Linked DNA regions of Mus musculus: all the other regions are linked to region 2. The links are chromatin loops, found by intact Hi-C in ENCODE. Cell type or tissue: left cerebral cortex. All regions are shown on one strand. Region 1 overlaps Mir100hg (Mir100 Mirlet7a-2 Mir125b-1 cluster host gene). Region 2 holds the start of Mir100hg (Mir100 Mirlet7a-2 Mir125b-1 cluster host gene). Region 3 has its middle 36 kb from the start of 1700063D05Rik.

Evidence for each region. A loop is a pair of places that touch in the nucleus more often than their neighbours do. Peaks named below come from ENCODE experiments on the same cell type or tissue, not always from the same donor. Only the 100,000 strongest peaks of a DNase experiment are listed, where the experiment ranks them.
Region 1: it touches region 2 in a loop (10-fold over the local background); 6 of 42 quality-filtered maps call a loop at or near these places.
Region 3: it touches region 2 in a loop (2.1-fold over the local background); 7 of 42 quality-filtered maps call a loop at or near these places.

What each region holds. Positions count from the first base shown.
Region 1 is chr9:41,582,930-41,585,429 of GRCm38, reverse strand. All of the region lies in intron 4 of Mir100hg (Mir100 Mirlet7a-2 Mir125b-1 cluster host gene), which reads right to left. Among named protein-coding and RNA genes, the nearest start is that of Mir125b-1, 2.3 kb to the right of the region's middle. In left cerebral cortex, no CTCF peak of the experiment used is centred here; DNase peaks (open chromatin) are centred at 229, 1,272 and 1,526; H3K4me3 peaks cover 2,500 bases; H3K27ac peaks cover 2,500 bases.
Region 2 is chr9:41,375,335-41,377,834 of GRCm38, reverse strand. It overlaps Mir100hg (Mir100 Mirlet7a-2 Mir125b-1 cluster host gene), which reads right to left and starts at 1,309. Exons shown (of 5, transcript NR_131928.1): 1 at 1,159-1,309. In left cerebral cortex, a CTCF peak has its summit at 1,420; DNase peaks (open chromatin) are centred at 6, 575 and 1,500; H3K4me3 peaks cover 1,666 bases; H3K27ac peaks cover 2,403 bases.
Region 3 is chr9:41,241,200-41,243,699 of GRCm38, reverse strand. No RefSeq gene overlaps it. Among named protein-coding and RNA genes, the nearest start is that of 1700063D05Rik, 36 kb to the right of the region's middle. In left cerebral cortex, a CTCF peak has its summit at 1,113 (motif pointing right); no DNase peak of the experiment used is centred here.

The DNA.
Region 1 (2,500 bases), 210 kb before region 2:
CCACCAGGTATAATATAAGGAGAGAAAGGAGGAAGAAGAAAAAAAAAAAAGACTCCCTGAGCCGTTTATCACTCTGCAATCTCTGCCGTTCTCCACATCCCATTATAACGAATGAAGAGAAAAGACTATGGTCAGCCAGAAAATGGGCCCCAAATACAGTCACTGCTCTTCCAAATACCGTCCATGGTTTCCCCACCCTGGGCCCTTTTAGCCTGAAAGAATAAGTTTGCTTAAATCTGTGAGGAGATTAAATAGACTGGTGATAGAAATTAATTCTGCCGAATGAGCAAATGCATTCGAGTTGCCCAGATGCAAATAAGATAGATAATACTTTTCTTTGCCTTTGACATGCTAGGCGGATTAGTTTAGAATGTTAAATCTGATTTTATTAGAATATATTAGCAGTGTTTTAATTAATACCAATCAAACGTTTTTCTTTCCCTGGGGCTTGATATGTTCCTAACACTTTCTAAATCATCTGTTTTCCCCTCCAGAAAAAAAAAAAAAGAAAAAAAAAACAGAAAAACCCTACAAAATCACCAAATCACCCTTTGTTACAGTCGCTCAATTCTAATCTCACTGCGTTCTGTGGGAAGCCATAAACTTTTTGTATAAAGGTGTTTTTGCCCATAAATTTCATTCCAGGTGCCAGATTTTAAAATGAGTTACTGTTTCTCTAGCATGCCTCCTTAAAGAAGAAAGGAAGAAAGAAAGAAGAAAGAAAGAAAGAAAGAAAGAAAGAAAGAAAGAAAGAAAGAAAGAAAGGAAGAAAGAAAGAAAGAAGAAAGAAAGAAAAAAGAAAGAAAGAAAGAAAGAAAAAAGAAGGTAGAAAGGAAGGAAAGAAGGAAGGAAGGAAGGAAGGAAGGAAGCGAGCAATTAGAGATTTGAAAATTAAGCATTTTCTGTATTTTTCTTTGAGGGGCAAGATATTGCAAAACGGGTTTCAGCTGGTTCCTCTTGTTATCAGTGGGCTTGCTTAAGCTGTTAAATTTCAACTGCATTGATTTTGAACAGACCAAAAAAAAAAAAAAAAAAAAGCAAGACTTTTTAAAAAGGAGGTGGTTTTGTGTGTGTGTCTGTGTCTGTGTGTTTCAGCTAGGTAAAAAATGGTGAGCCACTGAGCCCTGTGAACTGAATTCTAACTGTGCTCCTAGGAGGCACAGGAGAGCGTTCCACTCATTATCCCCCCCTTTCTCTCCAGCTTCCTGTCCTCCTGCGCCCTGAGCTCCAGTTCCCTGTCTCTTTTCTTCCCCCAGTGCACCCCCACTGCAGCTCCCAGCCTTATTTTTTTTTTTTATCTGCCAGGCTGGATTTGCGCTTTTAAAGATCAGTATCAATAATAGCCTGCTTGTTTCGGTTACACTCTCCCTCTAAAAAGACAGTCCCCACTAATTGATGCGTCTGGGCTAGTCTAGACTGGTAGTGATTGAACCAACCACCAATTATGTTATTCATTTCACTGAACTTCACTGATGGGCTCCATGAGGAAGAGGGGCTGTTGAGAAACCTGCCCTTGCAATGAAGCAGTTGCCTGCTAAAATATAAAAACCTGTGTGTCACACGCCCTGCTGAATGCCTGAGCACCCTGCTTTAGTCTGAGAGTGGGAGGAATCCACTAGAAAGCCTGGGGAAAAGAGAAGTGCCCCAGAGTACAAACCGAAACATTTGCTATTAGTTATGTCTTCCGATCATTTGAAATCACAGAGAAATTACAGCTATCATAGCTTTATTGATCATGCACCCGTTTTCTATCAGATAGGCTGCGTACATATCTTGCCTTCAAAAGCACCAAATGTCTGCCGGTCTTTTGCATGTATGATGTGAGTATATATATTGCCCATGAGTTAAACTGTTGTACTGCCATAATTTCTACATAGCTATACATACGCATTGGCTGAAATGGGGTGGGGAATCGTTAATTATTTTATATAAACTCACGGGCAATCACTTACAGAACTGTAAGCTTTGAAGCACATTCCACCAAATGCTGCCAAGTAATAGTTAAATTACAGCCGCACAGGAGGTTTCAACAAAAGACACAGCACAGTTGTTACACACTTCTCAGTTCAGCGTTCTGATACAAAATGCTTTCTTGACTGCAGTTTGGATTAAAATGAGTCAAATTGCGATAAATGCTTAAAAAAAAAAAAAGAAATCGCAAACAGTTTCCTTCACCTTCCACTCCGTGTGCACAATGAGGCTATTCCAAAATCTTTCCAAGAAGAAAGCATTGGGGGTCTGGGTTGATTTAGGTATTTTTTCCAAAAATGAAGAGAAAGGTTGGGCTGAGGAGAGTAAAACGGTTTAAAGGAAACCACACACCCAGAATTTTCTATAACAAAGACAAGGTAAAGCACCTCGTCCTTCTCTCCCAGTGTGAGGTGGAACTGAGGTGTGGGACTCCCCCTGCCATGGAAAGTTACAATCTCAGAAAACTACAAAGTAGGAAATGCTCACAATCGCCTCGAGAGGGGATTATTTTGAAATGGGGTTTGATATT
Region 2 (2,500 bases):
CAAGGGAGACTGAGCAGAGAAGAAAAGCAATAGAAAATGTTCAGCTGCAGAAAAGCATCCGGGGAGGTTCATTCTTCTCCACAGAGGAAAACACTTCAAGATTTACAGGCAGTCTGGATTTTGGCTAACATTGGGTTTGTTTGTTTGAGGGGGAGGGTGTGTGTGTGTGTGTGTGTGTGTGTGTGTGTGTGTGTGTGTGTGTGTGTGTGTGTGTGTTGTGGTGTTTGGTTGCTCGTGGAGAATAACAGCTTATGTTGGGCATGTCTGTATTCTGTATTGGTTAGTACTGAATGCATTCTGAGCTTACTCACCGTCTGAAATAAAATAAATAATTTTTTTTTATTTCGTTTTACAAAAACCTCCACATAACCTTTGGAAAAACAATGCACTGCCTTGGGTGGCCAAGGACACAGAAATACTGCTACTCTGAAACTCTGTGTGTGTGTGTGTGTGTGTGTGAGAGAGAGAGAGAGAGAGAGAGAGAGAGAGAGAGACTAGGTAACAATCGCTCTCCCTCACTTTCCGGTTTCCAGAGGAATGGTGTGCTCTGGAGCCCTTCATATGTGTGCTTTGTGCCTCTCCTTTCTCCTACATGGGAAATGGGATTTCTTTCATTAGTCCCTCTTGTTAGAATTAAAATCATTTTAAATGAGACACAAAGTATCTTGACGCTCTCTGACTCTGTAAAGGAGACAGTAGTCTCACCTGGAGACCCCCTTTTCTCAGCCAGGCTGGAGCAGGAGCACAGGCTGTCCTCTGGGGTCTTTCTCATCTCCCTTTTGAGATTATTATTCTAAAGAGCCATTTCTGTGTCCTCTCCTCTCGGGTACAATAGCTCAACAACCGTTTCAGTGTGTGAGGTAGCCCCAGAAGCTAAGACATTTGGAGCTGACATTCAAAAGAGAGACCCCCAAAACAACAAATCATTAAAAAAACAACAAAAAAAAAAACCCTGTTTACAGAGACAGGGAATGCGAGTCTAGCAAAGCTTTCCTAATGAGAGGAAGTGTTACAAATCCTGAGAGAGATTCAAATCAGAATAGATCGAGGATAGAGAGGGGCTAGGAAAACCCCTCAACCCCTGGGCACTTAGAAAAAAACCTAACAAGGTTGAGGAGAAGAAAGGAAATGTGCAAAATAGCCAGCGAGGTGACCCACCGTCCTGCGTGCGCCTTGACTCTTGCCGAGGGGAGTAACAGCCACAGCAGTGACATCGGAGTTCTAGCGGGTCAGGTGCCACCTCTGCCCAGCGCTCTCGCCCTCCCCGGCAGGATAGAAAACCATGCTCGAGACAGAGAAGGAGCAAACAGGCGCCACCGCCAAGTCACGGACCCCCATCAGCACCGGCTGGTCTCTGAAAGCCTTGGATCAAGGGTCCCATTCAAAGGCAACGAGGAAGCAGACAGTGGCAAATCAGACCCTGGCGGGCCTTCTGGAATAATTTAACTCCTCGCTCCAGCATTTAGATGGGGATAGCAAGAAACACAGGCGAGAGCTCCTTCACACCGAGGCGCGAGCATATGCCTGCATCTCGGTGGATGTATTTTTAGACACGCTGTCATGGGCAAGGCAGCCTGCGACAGCTTTTGCTTCCCAATGTGGGTGCCGCCTTCTCTGCAGCCTGAAAGCAGCTGAGAGAGCCCAGGGTAGCCATACACATCTCTCAGCAAGCCAAAGGTCAGGCAGGAGAAGAGCACACCCACCCCCAACCATAAGCCATTGTCCCTGTGCTCAGAAAGCAGTCGAAACATTTTCAAGATGTGTTCTAGAAGGAGGGTCATGTGCTGTGGCCGTGTGTGCACTTCCTGTCTTTGCAGGCTGAAAGCATTAGCAGGATTCAGACACACCTTGGGGAAGAAAATTCTAGCATAGGCCCGCCCAGAAGAATAAAAACATTAGGCTGGACATGTGTTATTAATAACACATACTAAACTTTTCAATGCATCCAAACCATATTATTCTAGAAAAAAAAAAATAAAGATGAGTGACCCTTTGTGGTAGATTTAAATGTGCTGTGAAAATCTGGGTATCTAGCCTGAAATTTTTAAATAATAAACTCTCATCTCATTAAAATACAATAAACTACTACACAAATACCTGGGCATTACTTTGTGAACCAAAGCAACCAAGTCTAGTGTGTTCTAATCTGATCTGGAGATTTTTGCCCCCAATGACATATTTTAGAAGACCCCCTTAAATTTTTCATATTAACGTACTTATGAAATATGTATGCAGACATACCTGATGTATGTAAAAATTCTCAAGTTAATTTGAATTTATGGGAAAAAAATCTTTTGGAAGAGTAGGTTAAGCAATCAACATAGCAAGATAACCATAAACAAAATCTCTAACTACATACCAGTGTCTCTGGGGTTTCATATATTCTGAGAATGGGGAGTGGAAATAAGCCAAAGCAACCTTGTAACATGCAACATTGTAAATAAAACTGCTTAAGACATGAGCAAAATGTCTGCCTTCCACATTGGGGAGTCTCTCTTTT
Region 3 (2,500 bases), 130 kb after region 2:
TTAGACCCTGTTAAGCAGAGTGTGGTGTCAAACACCTTTAATTCCAGCACTTAGAAGGCAGAGGCAGGCAGGCAGATCTCTACGAGTCTGAGTCATGGGTATTGTCTATATACTGAGTTCCAGGTCAGCCAGGGCTCTGCAGAGAAACCTTACATAGTAATAGTAGTAGTAGTAGTAGTAGTAGTAGTAGTAGTAGTAGTAGTAGTAGTAGTAGTAGTAAAGATACATGTGATACATAATAATAAAGATACATAATAATAATAATAAAGATACATGTGAGATACATGTATCTCACAGAATTTAATAAAATAGTACATACCTTACTTAAGAAGTTTTATTTCTTATTTAGCTATCCTAATAAGAATTAGGATAATTCTAATTATTTAGCTCAGCTATTATCATTTAAACATGAAAGGATTGTGTGTTTCTAGGACTACAAAATTCTAATCTCCAGATACGGTAATACTTTCTAAAGAACCTTTAAAATTCATCTACGTTCCCCCAGAATGCAACCTGCCTTTGCATGATATCCCTCCTCTTTTTTTTTTCCTGGTCCATTTTTGTATCCCATCCAAGTCCTTGCACATACTCCCGCTGCCCATTCTGAAGGCCCATCTCTCTGCTCATTGCTCTTGAAGTCTCCCATTGTCAGCCTTTCAAAAGTAATTTCTTCTTCTTTTAGGTTCCCATAATATACTATTCATACCAATATTCTCAAACTTGGATGTGATATGAAACTGTATTCTTAACATGCTCCCAAACAGAGTAGCCAAGTCTGTGGTGAAAATTCACATTCTCTCATTTACTAGAATAATAACTCTTAAAAGGGAGTTATTCTCACCTTTGTAACTTTCATAGTCTCAAACACAGGGCTATCTACTGTTAATTCTTAGTCAAACTTTGACTTTTCATCTCTTGACACATATATGTATCCAATTTCTAACCCGTTTGGGGGAAAAAAACACCTAACGTCTCTTTGAGGCTTTTATACTAATATAGCAAGCCCATTGCTCTGAAACTTCCGTAAATTTTTTAAGATTTGTTATATCTTTTTAATCATGTGTTCATGTGTGTCTGTGTGCTGATACATGTATAAGAGTGTGCATGCCTGCAGAGGCCAGCAGGGGGCGTCGGATCCCTTAGAACTGGTGGTACAGGTGGTTTGAAGGTGTCCAGTGTGGTGATGGGAGATGAACTCTCATTCTCGACAAAAGCAGCCAGTGCTCTAACCGTTGAGCCATCTCTCCAGCCTCTGAAACTTAGGTAATATTTTTCTGCATTCAGAAAGAATCACACTTAAGATTATCACTTATTTTGCTGAATTTTAAAATGTAGATTTGTGGAACTTTTCCTTTCCATTGCTGTCACAGTCCCTTCTGTTCTGAGTGGAAAGGGAGCGGGTGTGACGTGTTTTACGAGGTGAAAGATTATTACAGGTAAAACAGAAAAGCCTCTTTTCCAGGTTCTTATAAACGTAACAGAGTTTATGTATTTGAAAAGCATTGGAGACTTTTGCTTCCTTCCCCCAATGCCATGCCCCAAGGACTCCTGGGTACTGCCTGGCTAAGGCTACGTATCCTGTCACGTGACTGACAGCTCCAGCTATCCGCATCTAGATATTGTTTTGTATTGCAGGACTCCGCATATGTTTCCCCTTTGCAATAATGGCATCATGTCTCAGAAAGTCTCTTTTCACCAACCTAACCAGTGAATGTGTTCAGCAGGGCTTTGCAAATAAGTGATGAAGATAAAGCCATCCTGGTGCTGTTGCTCCAAACTCAAATGCTTGTTGAAGTGTCCTAACTTCATAGTGTAGTCCAAACTGTCACATCTGTGACTTCTGCCCTAACGCTGTAGCTGTCCACCAAGACAAACAACAACAAGGAGACAGAGTTTTTGCCCATCCGGTATGCATTTCTCCATATGAAGTATGATTGCCTTCTAGCCTTGGCCATTGACCGGAAGTGAGGCTGGCTGCTGTAGTTCGACCAGCACTCACAATGATATGTTGCCCAAAAACCCCGAAAACAGCAAAATCCTGAGATGTCCTCTTCTTTCACGATGCCTTTCCGAGTTTCTTGAAGGAAAGCTAACAAAATCCCTTTGCCTTGCCTCATTTGAAAAATAAAACTAACGTGACTAGCATCTTCGCTTTCCACTCCTGCCTTTGATCTTCCATCTAAAATGCGTTTCCCGTGTCTGCACATTATGCAAAATCCTGCCATTCTGAGTATCTTTCAAAAGATTATGGTTGTGTGCTGTTCTTCACTAAGCCCTGTATGTGTTTTGTTGGTGTTTGTCGTAAGTTGTAAACAAGTTGCCAGACACAGAAAAAATAAGGGACTCTTTTTTTGGCAGCTCTCAGCAGAAACCAAGAGATAATTTAGAACCTCGGAATGCACTGGGTGATAAGGATGATCTTAATGATTCCTCCCATGTTGCTAACACCTGCCTCTAATGTCACCATCAACGTTTGCTTATCTTACAAATACCTAATGAG